Linked DNA regions of Homo sapiens: regions 2 and 3 are each linked to region 1. The links are chromatin contacts, found by Hi-C in ENCODE. All regions are on one chromosome and are shown on one strand. The core of a region is the stretch at or near the end of the contact, and the rest is flanking DNA. Distances in the headings are between cores, read along the strand shown.

Evidence for each region. A loop is a pair of places that touch in the nucleus more often than their neighbours do. Pooled maps may share reads with other maps.
Region 2: a pooled map shows a loop between it and region 1 (3-fold over the local background). The contact joins two enhancer-like sites. A Hi-C loop is called at or near these places in 1 of 37 single-sample maps with no recorded cell type and 2 of 50 pooled maps.
Region 3: a pooled map shows a loop between it and region 1 (2.6-fold over the local background). The contact joins two enhancer-like sites. A Hi-C loop is called at or near these places in 2 of 37 single-sample maps with no recorded cell type and 2 of 50 pooled maps.

Annotation. Positions count from the first base shown.
Region 1 is chr3:192,061,858-192,065,859 of GRCh38, forward strand. No RefSeq gene overlaps it. Among named protein-coding and RNA genes, the nearest start is that of FGF12-AS1, 170 kb to the right of the region's middle. Within about 2 kb of position 1,779, at least 6 of the 41 ENCODE cell types and tissues checked have a DNase peak (open chromatin) inside an H3K27ac peak, as active enhancers do.
Region 2 is chr3:192,848,771-192,852,772 of GRCh38, forward strand. The region is part of intron 1 of MB21D2 (Mab-21 domain containing 2); the gene reads right to left. Among named protein-coding and RNA genes, the nearest start is that of MB21D2, 67 kb to the right of the region's middle. RefSeq lists enhancers at 2,263-2,312, 2,343-2,392. Within about 2 kb of position 2,066, at least 6 of the 41 ENCODE cell types and tissues checked have a DNase peak (open chromatin) inside an H3K27ac peak, as active enhancers do.
Region 3 is chr3:191,288,808-191,292,809 of GRCh38, forward strand. All of the region lies in intron 4 of UTS2B (urotensin 2B), which reads right to left. Among named protein-coding and RNA genes, the nearest start is that of CCDC50, 39 kb to the right of the region's middle. Within about 2 kb of position 1,729, at least 4 of the 41 ENCODE cell types and tissues checked have a DNase peak (open chromatin) inside an H3K27ac peak, as active enhancers do.

The sequences.
Region 1 (4,002 bases), core at 529-3,028:
CTTTGCAAGAAACACTGAATGTGAAGTTCAGGAGAGGGAGGACAAGTGGGAACCTGACAAACCCTTATTGTGTGTCTGACCTATTTGACCATGAAAAGAGCTTCACAGTGTATTGAGTGATGCTTCACTTCTTTCTTCTGAATCTTATTAAAGTTTTTTTTTTATTTTTTGGCCACTCTAACATAGAAGAATACAGGAAAAGAGAGTCTAGAAAACATATTTCTCAGCTTAACCAAGTTGACAGCAGAGGGTCTCTGGACTATTGGACTATAGGGATGGTCTAGGGCTGGTATCATTTATGCGAACAGAGAGACCAAAGAAATTGATGCATATAAAATGCTGATCTCTCAGCCTTCTTTTCCCACTCACAAAATATCAGCAGCTAGGCCTTGACCCTCCAGACTACAGATCAGAAGGTTCTTATGAAGTCTGACTTCCAATAAAATAAAAGCCTAAATATTTGGACTTCACGTCTTCTCTAACAGATGACTTAGCCCAATCTTGTCACGGTGAAATGATGCGTCAGTGAGACTCATCCACTTACTCAGAGTTTCTAGTTAGCCTTTTAGCCCACAACACTCTCAAATATGAAGAGACAGCCAGGATCACTAGGTAAGTATGGAAAGCCACTAACATGGAAGAGGGAGTCCAAAGCCATAGACAGAAGAAAACAACTTGCAGAAAGTTGAGACTATGCAAATGAAAAGATATTTTTTAAAAGTATTACTAATATTTTCAAAGAAATAAGATATTATATTCCATTCATTAAACAACTTTCGGTATTATGGAAAAGAACTACTCATGAAACAAAAAGATATCTTATAAAATTTAAAGCTTGAGGGAAAAGAGTAAAACTCAATATAACTTTCAGAGGATAAAGTTGAAAACATCTTTAAAAAGGTAATCCAAAAAGATGAAGAAAGCAGAGGGAAAAAGCAGTGGGCTCACTCAAGAAAAATTTCCAAGACTGAATATTGTTCTAACCAAAATAATAATAAATATCTTTTGGAAGAATAAGATGGAAGTTTGCACACATCTTTGGAGATGTGGAGTGGGAAGAACCTAAATTCTCATCTGTCATAGTGGGTAGTCAATAGTGCCAAATCTGAAAAAAAAAAAAAAATATATACACACACACACACACACACACACACACACACACATACATATACACACATATATGTATATACATACATATACACACATATGTATATACATACATACACACACACACACACACACACATACATATATATATATATATATAGTGGGAAATAAGAAAATAGTGGGCCACGCGCAGTGGCTCACGCCTGTAATCCCAACACTTTGGGAGGCCAAGGCTGGTGGATCACTTGAGGTCAGGAGTTCAAGATCAGCCTGGCCAACATGGTGAAATCCCCGTCTCTGCTAAAATACAGAAATTAGCCGGGCATGGTGGTGGGCGCCTGTAATTCCAGCTACCGAGAAGGCTGAGGCAGGAGAATCGCCTGAACCTGGGAGATGGAGGTTGCAGGGAGCCAAGATGGCACCACTGCACTCCAGTCTGGGTTACAGAGCAAAACTCAGACTCAAAAAAAAAAAAAAAAACAAGCCATGTTATTTAGAGATACTAACGTACGTACATAAAGAGTAATTGAAAGTGATTGTCTCTGGAAAAGAGGAAATAAGGAAAAAGGGTCTGTGAATCATTTTTTGTCATAACAAATCTGGTAGAACTAGTGGCTCTTTGAACTGAGTAAATGCTTAAAAATGTTGAGGCGAAAAAAGTGGCTAGGTAGTGAGGAAGTAGACGCAGTCTGTTAGGCTGAGTTTGACATAAATAGAAAAAATACGCAAATGACAATGAGACAGCCGGGTGGGAAGGGCTTCCTGGCAGAACTGCAACCCGCCGGTGCACTGGGAGGAGTGCGCCCTGGGGTGGAGCCACGGAAGTTCGTACCGTTTCCAGCAGAGAGGAGCCTGGCCCTTCCTCTTCCTGTGTAGAACCCGGGATTTTAAAACTGCGAGGCGAGAAGCGCACCACCAGGGGTTCTGGCTTTGTGGAGAGTCGCTGTTTCCCTTTTATCCTTTTTTCCCAGTAAATCCCATTATTCTCGCCTTTCAAATGGTCTGCAAGGCTAATTTTTTGTGGCGTGTGATAAGGACCTGGCTCTTAGCTGAACTAAGGAAAAAGTCCCTCAAGAAGAAGATATTGATAGGTGGAATGTAACAAGGAAGGATGCGTGGGGTACTCTGAGAGGAACAGGGAAATTATGTGAATATTACTAGGCTACAAGGCAGCAACCAATAGAGATGAAGGGAATGGTTATAGAGAAGTGATAGTTACTAGATGGATGTACTTAAGAATTTGGGAGGGTGGGTAATCAAAGCACATTTTTTAAAAAAAAGCTTACCTTGGTGAAATATAAGAAACGCAATCTCCTGAAAACAAAGTGAAAAAACAGAGAAGTCAAATACAAATCTGACATAAAGAAGTAAGTCTTGCTCAAGAAAGACCTTGAAGCAGCCACACCAAAGGGTAAAGGAGCACTTTATTGGCAATGGAGGCATAGACATCATTCGATTACTTTAATCACAGGGCTCATATTGCCCCAGGTTGTGCCTCAATATTTTAAAATAGCCATAAATTTTCAAAAGAACACTTCCTTATGCAATGTATCCTTAAAAATTCATATAAGAATGTGTATGATTCATCTTCCTTCCATCTCTCCTTTTTTTTTGTTTTTCATGTCCATCAAGTCTGTCTAGGTCTCCACTGAACATATCCACTGCTCGATCTAATAACTGGAATAAACTATTCTGAAACAGTTAAATGAGAATTAGCTGGCCACACGGGAAGGCTCTGTTTCTAATTGGGTAATTATATTCCTGTCTATTAATCTTCAGTGTTAATCAGTCTAGGGAAGACAACCTGATCAATAAACAAACAACAGAGAAAAAAATCTTAAAATATATGGGTCACTAAAATCATTTTCTAAATGTTCTATATTTTAACAGGACGCCATAGAAAATAAAAGTGGACATTGGAGATTTCATTATTAGAAATGTTAATTTTTAAAAATTAGCTTTTTTGAAATCCACTGCCTTTTGTAAAAGCCATCAATTCAGAAAAAAAGTGTCTTATTGTTTGAAGCAAATGTTTATAGAATATACATGTGAAATATGCTACTTCTGTGTTTATTTGTACCTGAATGCAAAGAGAACATGAATAATCTTACAAATGTGGCAGGATTCCCACAAACCCCAGAAACCACATCAGCCAAATAGCTAGAGCACAGTAGGCATTCTAACTTAATAGTTTGCCTCAAGGAAGGTCAGAGTGACCTTGTTAATTGCTGATTCTGCAAAGAAGTAATTGCCAGATTAACAAAGCAAAAGGACAGTCTGTCTAGGTTCAAAATAATACTAGCACAAAAGAAAATCTGTTCTTTGCCCACGTACTCATTCCCTCCTGACAACATTCCCTAAGATACCAACATTTTAAGCAGAGGCAAGAAGAAAATTACCATTGTTTGCTGAACACCTACTATGTGTCTGCCACTTTTACAATTATAATGGCAGAGTCTTGTGTCTGATCAATACTAAATAAAATGGAGATTTCTGCTAAGAAGACATTATTCACAAGCGTTATAATTAACATATGTGTTTGTAATGAGGAGTAAATGCATGCTATATGCAGAACTATGCAGGGTGAGGGGCAGAAACACTGAGAAGGCCACACATCTATTCTCCCAGTGTGCCTAAGAAGGAGTTGCACTCAGTACAGAAAATGCCCTCCACTCCCCTCCGGGTTTGCATACATGAAGTAACGAGTAACTTGCTAGAGACAGATCCATTGTGAGGGATAGCAAATGGAATAGGAACACCAGACACACACACACACACACACACACACACACACACACACACACACACAATCCTGGCATGTTAGGTTTGAATAACCAAAAAACAAAATACATAAATTTTGAAGGTAGACTAAGAAAAACATACATCACACATGAG
Region 2 (4,002 bases), core at 816-3,315, 790 kb after region 1:
TCCTAGAACAAATAAGACCCCAGACCTGGTCATGTACAGCCAGCAGCAGAAAAACCCATCCAGCAAAACCAGGCATGGCTAAGCTTCCACTATGGAAAGTGCTCGCTTCCCCTTGGGGTTCTGATGGACCGAAGAGAAGAAAAGAAAACAAATGAATTCAGAGGGCCCCTGGGAACTTGACAGCGTAACCCTGGAATTCCCCAAGTTCTGGACCCACCACAGGAACTTTTTATTTCTTGGGCTCATCTGTCTATTCTAATTGTGCTTAACATATCACAGATTCAGTTTTGTTATGAGATTCTCAATGGGGCAGCCCCCTGCTCAGTCCTGAAATGGCTGGCATTCCACTATGAGGACAAACCACGATCCTCTGGCCACTGGAGTGACAAGCTGGCTTCCCACCACTCCGTGCTCCCATGCTCACACTTGCCTCCCAGCCTGTTACTCGAACCTTCCGAATTCTGTACTGTGAGACTCTTCCTCCAAAGCTCTCATGGCTAATTCGTTAACCATCTTCAAGTGCAAGTTTTTCACGTCTCTTTTTTTGGGGGGGGGGCGGGGGGTGGGGGTGGAGTCTCGCTCTGTTGCCCAGGCTGGCGTGCAGTGGCGCGATCTCGGCTCACTGCAACCTCCGCCTCCCGGGTTCAAGCGATTCTCCTGCCTCAGCTTCCTGAGTAGCTGGGATTACAGGCATGTGCCACCACGCCCAGCTAATTTTTGTATTTTTAGTAGAGACAGGGTTTCACCATGTTGGTCAGGCTGGTCTTGAACTCCTGACTTCGTGATCTACCTGCCTCGGCCTCCCAGAGTGCTGGAATTACTGGCGTGAGACACCACACTCGGCTGTCACCGTCTTACTTTATTTAATATTTCAACCACTTTATATCCCTTTTTACTTTGCTCTACTTCAACCTTTTTTCATGACACTTATTCTATTAAATAAAAAAAACTATATTTATTTATGTCTATTGCTTATTATTCTGTTTGCCCTGGCAGAATAGTATAAAGACAGCAAAAGTCCTTTTCTATATTATATATTGCTCACTCATATGTCCCAAGGACCTAGAACAACTCCTGGCACAGAAGAGCCTCATAAATGTTTGCTGAGTGAATAAACTGTCAGAGACAGAAACATGTCATATAAAAATTTTCTTTTTTTTTTTTTTTCGAGACAGTCTCACTCTGTCACCCAGGCCGGAGTGCAGTGGTGCGATCTTGGCTCACGGCAACCTTTGCCTGCTGGATTCAAGCAATTCTCCTGCCTCAGCTTCCTGAGTAGCTGGGACTACTGGCGCGTGCCACCACACCAGGCTAATTTTTTGCATTTTCAGTAGAGAGGGGGTTTCACCATGTTGGCCAGGCTGGTCTTGAACTCCTGACCTTATGATCCACCCGCCTCGGCCTCCCAAAGTGCCAGGATTACAGGCATGAGCCACCGCGCCCGGCCCATAGAACAATTTTCTGGGGTTCCACTAAGAAAAGACTAAGCTGGGACTTCTGATCTCCCAGGAGACAGACTCTACACTGAAGGAAAGAACCTGGGTGATAGCTCCTAGTAGAATCTAGACAGCAAGCTCCAGCAGAGTAACAGAGATGTGGACAGACTGTATACCTCTCAAGGCAGGCCACTGCACGGTCTCTGCAACTTGAGGTTCGAGGCTCTCAACTCTAGTACCCACCCACCATATCTCTCCTTCATTCCGTCATTCATCGCATGTGTGGTGAGCCGGGCAGCATGGTTAGACTTGCTTGTACTTCTCCACATTCCACAGAAAAGAGGTGCCTGCTATCAAGTCCCTGCCTGCACAGGCCAGGCCCCACCCAGATACACATACACGTCTGAAAACCTTTGGCCTCAGGCTCAGCCCTGCACGCTGCCGAATCAGCCCTGAGCAAACCTGTCAGTGGACTGGGAGCCCCGTCCCGTCTCCCTGCGGCCTAGATCCCCTGTGATGCCTCAAATCCACTGCGCACCATAATCCGAAGGGCAGTACAAATGACAAAGTACAGCACACTGTAACAGACACCCACGCCACAGGCCACCCCCAACTCTGAGCTACTGAACTCCACAGTCATTTAAGACCTTTGTAACTTCCTCCCACGTTTACACTCATTTTTAAATATGTCTTCTATCCTGTGACTCACAGTGTGTGGCGGGAAGAGTAAGGTTAAGAGCACAGACTCTGCAGTTAAACCAAGCTTGCTCTGCTACTTATTGTTAGCTGTGTTACCTATCTATGCCTTCTTCTTTACTGGCAATATGGCAATAGTAATTGCACCTATGAAGTAATTATGAAGACGAATGAATTTAAAAGGTAAAGCTCATGGAACAATGAACATAGAACACACTCAAGATATGGCTCCTATAAACAAAATGAGGTATAGCCACACCATAGAATAGAATTAAGCTATAAAAAGAAATGAAGTATTGTTACACGGATAACCTTAAAAACATTATGCTAAGTCAAAAAAGCCAGACACAAAAGGCCACCTATTATGCAATTCCATTTATATGAAATGTCCAGAATAGGCAAATCCATAGATTCAGAAAGGAGATTTGTGTCTGCCAAGGGCTGTTGGGGAGTGGGGAGTAGAAGGTGACTGCTAATGAGTATGGGGTTTCTTCTGGGGGCAATAAAAATATTCCAAAATTAGAGAGTGATCAATGTGAATTTTGTACATATAGTAAAACCACTAAATTGTACACTTTTTTTTTGTCTGTTTTTTTTTTTTTTTTTTTTGGAGATGGAGTCTCACTCTGTTGCCCAGGCTGGAGTGCAGTGCCACGATCTTGGCTCACTGAAACCTCCGTCTCCCGGATTCAAGCGATTCTCCTGCCTCAGCCTCCAGAGTAGATGGGATTAAGGGCATGCACCGCCATATCCCGCTAATTTTTGTATTTTTTTTTTAGTAAAGACAGGGTTTTGCCATGTTTGCCAGGCTGGTCTTGAACTCCTGACCTCAAGTGATCCCCCTGACTCGGCCTCCCAAAGTGCTGGGATCACAGGCGTAAGCCAGCATGCCTGGCCGATTTTTAAAAGGTTATTATTATTTATCTTCCTCTTCTTTGAGCTACTCCAAGACAGTGCCCAAGTCTTACTGCTGTATCCTCTAAAGTATCCAACACAAAGCAAGACATGCTGTCAAATAAACTAAGTAACCATGACAAATGTGGAGCCAAAATTTTCTAGGAAACATCAACAAAGACTAGAACAACTGGGCAGCTTCGAGGAATGATTGGCAAACTTGGGCAAAGTTTTATCCCCCAGGCATCTGGAGTCGTGCCAGTGTACACTGACTCACTGTGGCTGAGGGTCAAGGGCAGGTTCTGCCAACAGGGGAAATGATCAGAAAGCAGAACTGAGACAGACCAGTTCAGGGAGAGAAAATATGGGGCGAGATGCCTCCTTCATCCTTTCACCAGGATTCACACTCAGAGACACCACTCAGCATGCACAGCACCCATTTCCAAAATGCAGACCTATTTGTATGGTCACTCTTCAATCGATGTAATTGCTACAAAAGCTAATAAACTGGAAAGACAGGTTGTGAGGCGAAAGAAAGCCATAGGAAGCAAATAGCCCTTATTTCAAAGCAGCAGGTTTTTGTTTGCTTTGTTTTTTGCTTGAACTGACAGTCAGTAAAGTATTCTTAAATATATTCTAGCACTCAGCTGAACCACCTTGCAACCTGCTTCATATACAGGTTCTAGAGGTCATTTTGTAGCAGGACATTTTAAACGGGGGAAAAACAGAAGGAGAAATAAGCAATTGCCTCAAACAAGGAAAACAGTCTCTTTACTTCATAGTGAAAAGAAAAAACAGACTAAGTTTCTTGCATCCTTTTGAATCCAAAAGCAATAAATACAGGAAATGTTAAATAATGAGAGCAAAATAAAAACCAATGTCCATTTGTTAGTATGGCTAACATAATTGAGAGGTGGATGACTGCCAGAAGCAGGTGAAGGTCAGTTGACTGGCAAATCCTCCAATTTTGCCCTAG
Region 3 (4,002 bases), core at 479-2,978, 770 kb before region 1:
TAAGACTGGACTCTATAAAACTCCTGCAAAAAAACACAGCTGAAAAGCTTCGTGACATTGATTTGAGCAATGATTTTTTGAGATACGATTCCAAAGCACCAGCAACAAAAGCAAAAACAAACGAGATTACATCAAACTAAACAGTTTTTGCACAGAAGTTAGTATCCAAAATATCTAAGAAACTCAAACAAATCAATATCAAGAAAACAGCTCAGCTTTAAAATAAGCAAAAGACCTTATGGAGAGTCCTCAAAAAATTAAAAATAGAACTACCAGATGATCCAGCATTCCCACTACTGTTTATATATCTAAAAGAAATCAGCCAGGCGCAGTGGCTCACGCCTGTAATCCCAGCACTTTGGGAGACCGAGGTGGGTGGATCACGAAGTCAGGAGATCGAGACCATCCTGGCTAACATGGTGAAACCCCATCTCTACTAAAAATATAAAAAATTAGCCAGGCATGGTGGCAGGCGCCTGTAGGCCCAGGTGCTCGGGAGGCTGAGGCAGGAGAATGGCGTAAACCTGGGAGACAGAGCTTGCAGTGAGTGGAGATTGCGCCACTGCACTCCGGCCTGGGCAACAGACCAAGACTCCATCTCAATAAATAAATAAATAAATAAATAAATAAATAAATAAATAAAAAACAAACGAAATTAATATGTTCAGTGCTCTAACATATTCATCACGGCATTATTCCCAATGGCCGTGATATTGAATCAAGCTATGTCTATGATGGGATGAAAACGTAAAGAAAATGTGGTATATATGCACAATTGAAATGTCTTCAGTCATTTAAAAGAAGAAAATCCTCTCATTTGTGATAAAATATATAAGCTTGAAGGATATTATGTTCAATAAAATAAAACAGACACAGAAGGACAAATATTTTTATTTGTCATAATTTCACTTTTATGTGGAATCTAAGAAAATGTGAACTATTAGAAGCAGAGAGGAAAATGGTAGTTACCAGGAGCTTGGGTTGTGGGGAAGGGAGAATGTGTAAGAGATGTTTAAAAGACACAAAATATCAGTTAGATAGCAGAAGTTAAGTTTCAGAAATCTGTACAGCCTAGTGATATCATTAATAACAATGTATTTTATTGTTGAAAATCACTAAAGAAGTAAATTTTAAGTGTTCTCACCACACAAAAATGTTGTATGTGAAGGAATCATATGCTAATTTCTTCAATTTAGTCATAACATAATGTATACATATTTCAATACATCATGTTGTACACAATAGATGTACAGAATTTTGTCAAATTTTTAATGAATTGATTTTTAAAAAGAGACATAGACAAAGAAGTCCCTGTTTCATGACCATTTCCATCCACTTTGGGGAAAAGTCTGCAAAGATCTTTAATTAAATCTTTTATCTCTCTCTCTCCTTAATAAAATACTAAATTCTTGTCATGAGTGCATAACCAAATCATTCAAATAAAAGCAGATGTTTACTATCGATTGTATTGGATGGATAAATGAAGTTAGAATATTTGTTTGAGGAGTTCTTGTTATACACATTTATAGTATATAGCAATATTATTGTTGCCATTTATTGAGCAATCATCACATGCCAGGCCCTGTACTAAGCACCTCACAAATAGTACCTCATTTAATTTCCATAGCAATCCCTCAACAATTGCACAACTATAATTTTTCATCTTTTACAGTAAAAGAAGACAGTTTTGGAACCAAAAGTGAAACCCAGATCTACCCAACGCAGAGCTACATGCTTAACCCACATGATCTCTTGCCCACATATCACAATTGGGGAAACACAGAGATAGAAAATGATTGCTCCAATAACAGAGACCCCCATTTTAAAGAAAACTTAGAAACATTTGAACTTTGTATTTTCAATAGCAATACTTTAATAACTCAGTCTATGTATCAATTACAGGATATAAATGGCATTTCCATTTTGTCAATGAAGGCTTCGTCAAGTTATAATTTACAGGGAACAGATAGCTTTAAGATTCACTTGCATCTGACTATTTCTCACGATGAGTGACAAGAAAAGCACAGATAAGTGTTTGTATGGTGACTCAAACTGATTTGAATAATTACTTTCAGACTCCAGTAAGCTCTTGGCCTTATTACTTTTTTTGTAGTAAGAAAATTGAACAATTTTATTTTTACTTCTCTCTGACTATTAATTCTTGGTAGAATTCCTTACATGTAGTTAAATGAAAAAAATAGCGGAAGGAAGGAAGCAAAAGTAGAGTTTCTGACATCCTGACAAGACGGTGCTTGGAGTTCTTTTTTTCATTTAAAAGAGTTAACAATGGCCTGAATTTGTTGAAATAAAGTAGAAACATCTGTTCAAATACTTGGCCCTTTTTAAAAATTGAGTATTTTTATTGTTAAGTTGTAAGAGTTCATTGTATTCTGGATTCTAGTTCCTTATCAGATACATAATTTGAAAACATTTTTTCACAATCTGAGGGTAGTTTCACTTTCTTGATCATGTCTTTTGAAGAACAAAGGGTTTTATTTGAAAAAAGTCCAATGTATCTATTTTTTCTTGTGTTTCTTGTTTTTGAGTACTATAAGAAACTATTAGCTACTTGAAAGTCACAAAGATTTATGCCTATATTATTATCTAAGAGTTCTATAGTGAAACTCTAAAATTTAGGTCTTTGAACCACTTTCTTTTTTTTTGAGACAGAGTCTCACTCTGTCACCCAGGCTGGAGTGCAGTGGCGCCATCTCGGCTCACTGCAAGCTCCACCACCTGGGTTCATGCCATTCTCCTGCCTCAGCCTCCTGAGTAGCTGGGACTACAGGCGCCCACCACCACACCTGGCCAATTATTTGTATTTTTAGTGGAGACAAGGTTTCACCACGTTCACCAAGATGGCCTCCATCTCCTGACCTCGTGATCCACCCACCTCAGCCTCTCAAAGTGCTGGGATTACATGCGTGAGCCACCGCGCCCGGCCTGATCTACTTTAAGTAAAGTTTTATATATGGTGTGAGGTTGGGTTTCACCTTTATTTATTTATTTATTTTCGCATGTGGATATCTAGTTGTCTCACCACATTTGTTTAGAAGATAATTCTTTCCCCCATGAATGGTCTTGGTAGCTTGTCATAGATGTATGGTTTTATTTCTGAACTATAAATTTTATTCCATTGACCAATTTGTCCATTCTTATACAAGTAAAATATTGTTTATTAATGTAGCTTTGTAGTAAGCCTTGAAATTGGAAAGTGTGAGACTTCTAATGGTCTATTGTGAAAAGCTGTTTTGATTTCTCTGTATCCCTTGCATTTCCATATACATTGTAGGATCAGCTTGCCAATTTCTGAAAAAAAAAAAAGAGGTTGCAGGAGGGAAGCTAAGATTTTGGTAGAGGTTGCACTAAATTTGTGAATTAATTTGGAGAATTTTTCCATCTTAAAAATGTTATGCCTGGATCTGTGAACACAGAATATCTTTATAATTAATTAGGTCTTTAATTTCTTTCAATGTTGTTTTGTAATTTTCAGTGAACAAGTCTTATGCTTCTTTGGTTCAATTTACTCCTAAATATGTTATATTTTTGATGCTATTTCAAGTGGAATTACTTTCTTAATTTTATTTTTTGCGTTGTTCTTTGCTAGGACATGAAATTGTCCTATAATTGATTTTTGCATATTGATCTTTGTATTGATTGATTTTGTATAATTGATTTTTGCATATTGATCTTATATTTTGCAATCTTGCTGAACCCATTTATTAGCTCTGTTTATTTATTTTTTCATAGATTCCTTAGGATTTTGTACATAGAAGATCATGTCAACAAATAGAGACAGTTTTACTCTTTCCTTTTCAATTTGGGTATCTTTTATTTCTTTTTCCTACCTAATTGTCCTGGTTAGAACCTCCAGTACAATGTTGAATAAAAGTGGTGAAAGTGGACCTCTTTGTCTTTTTCTTGAGCTTAGAGGGTAAAGCTTTCAACTTTTACTGTTAAGGATGATGTTAATTCTGGATTTTTTTGTAGCTGCCCTTTACC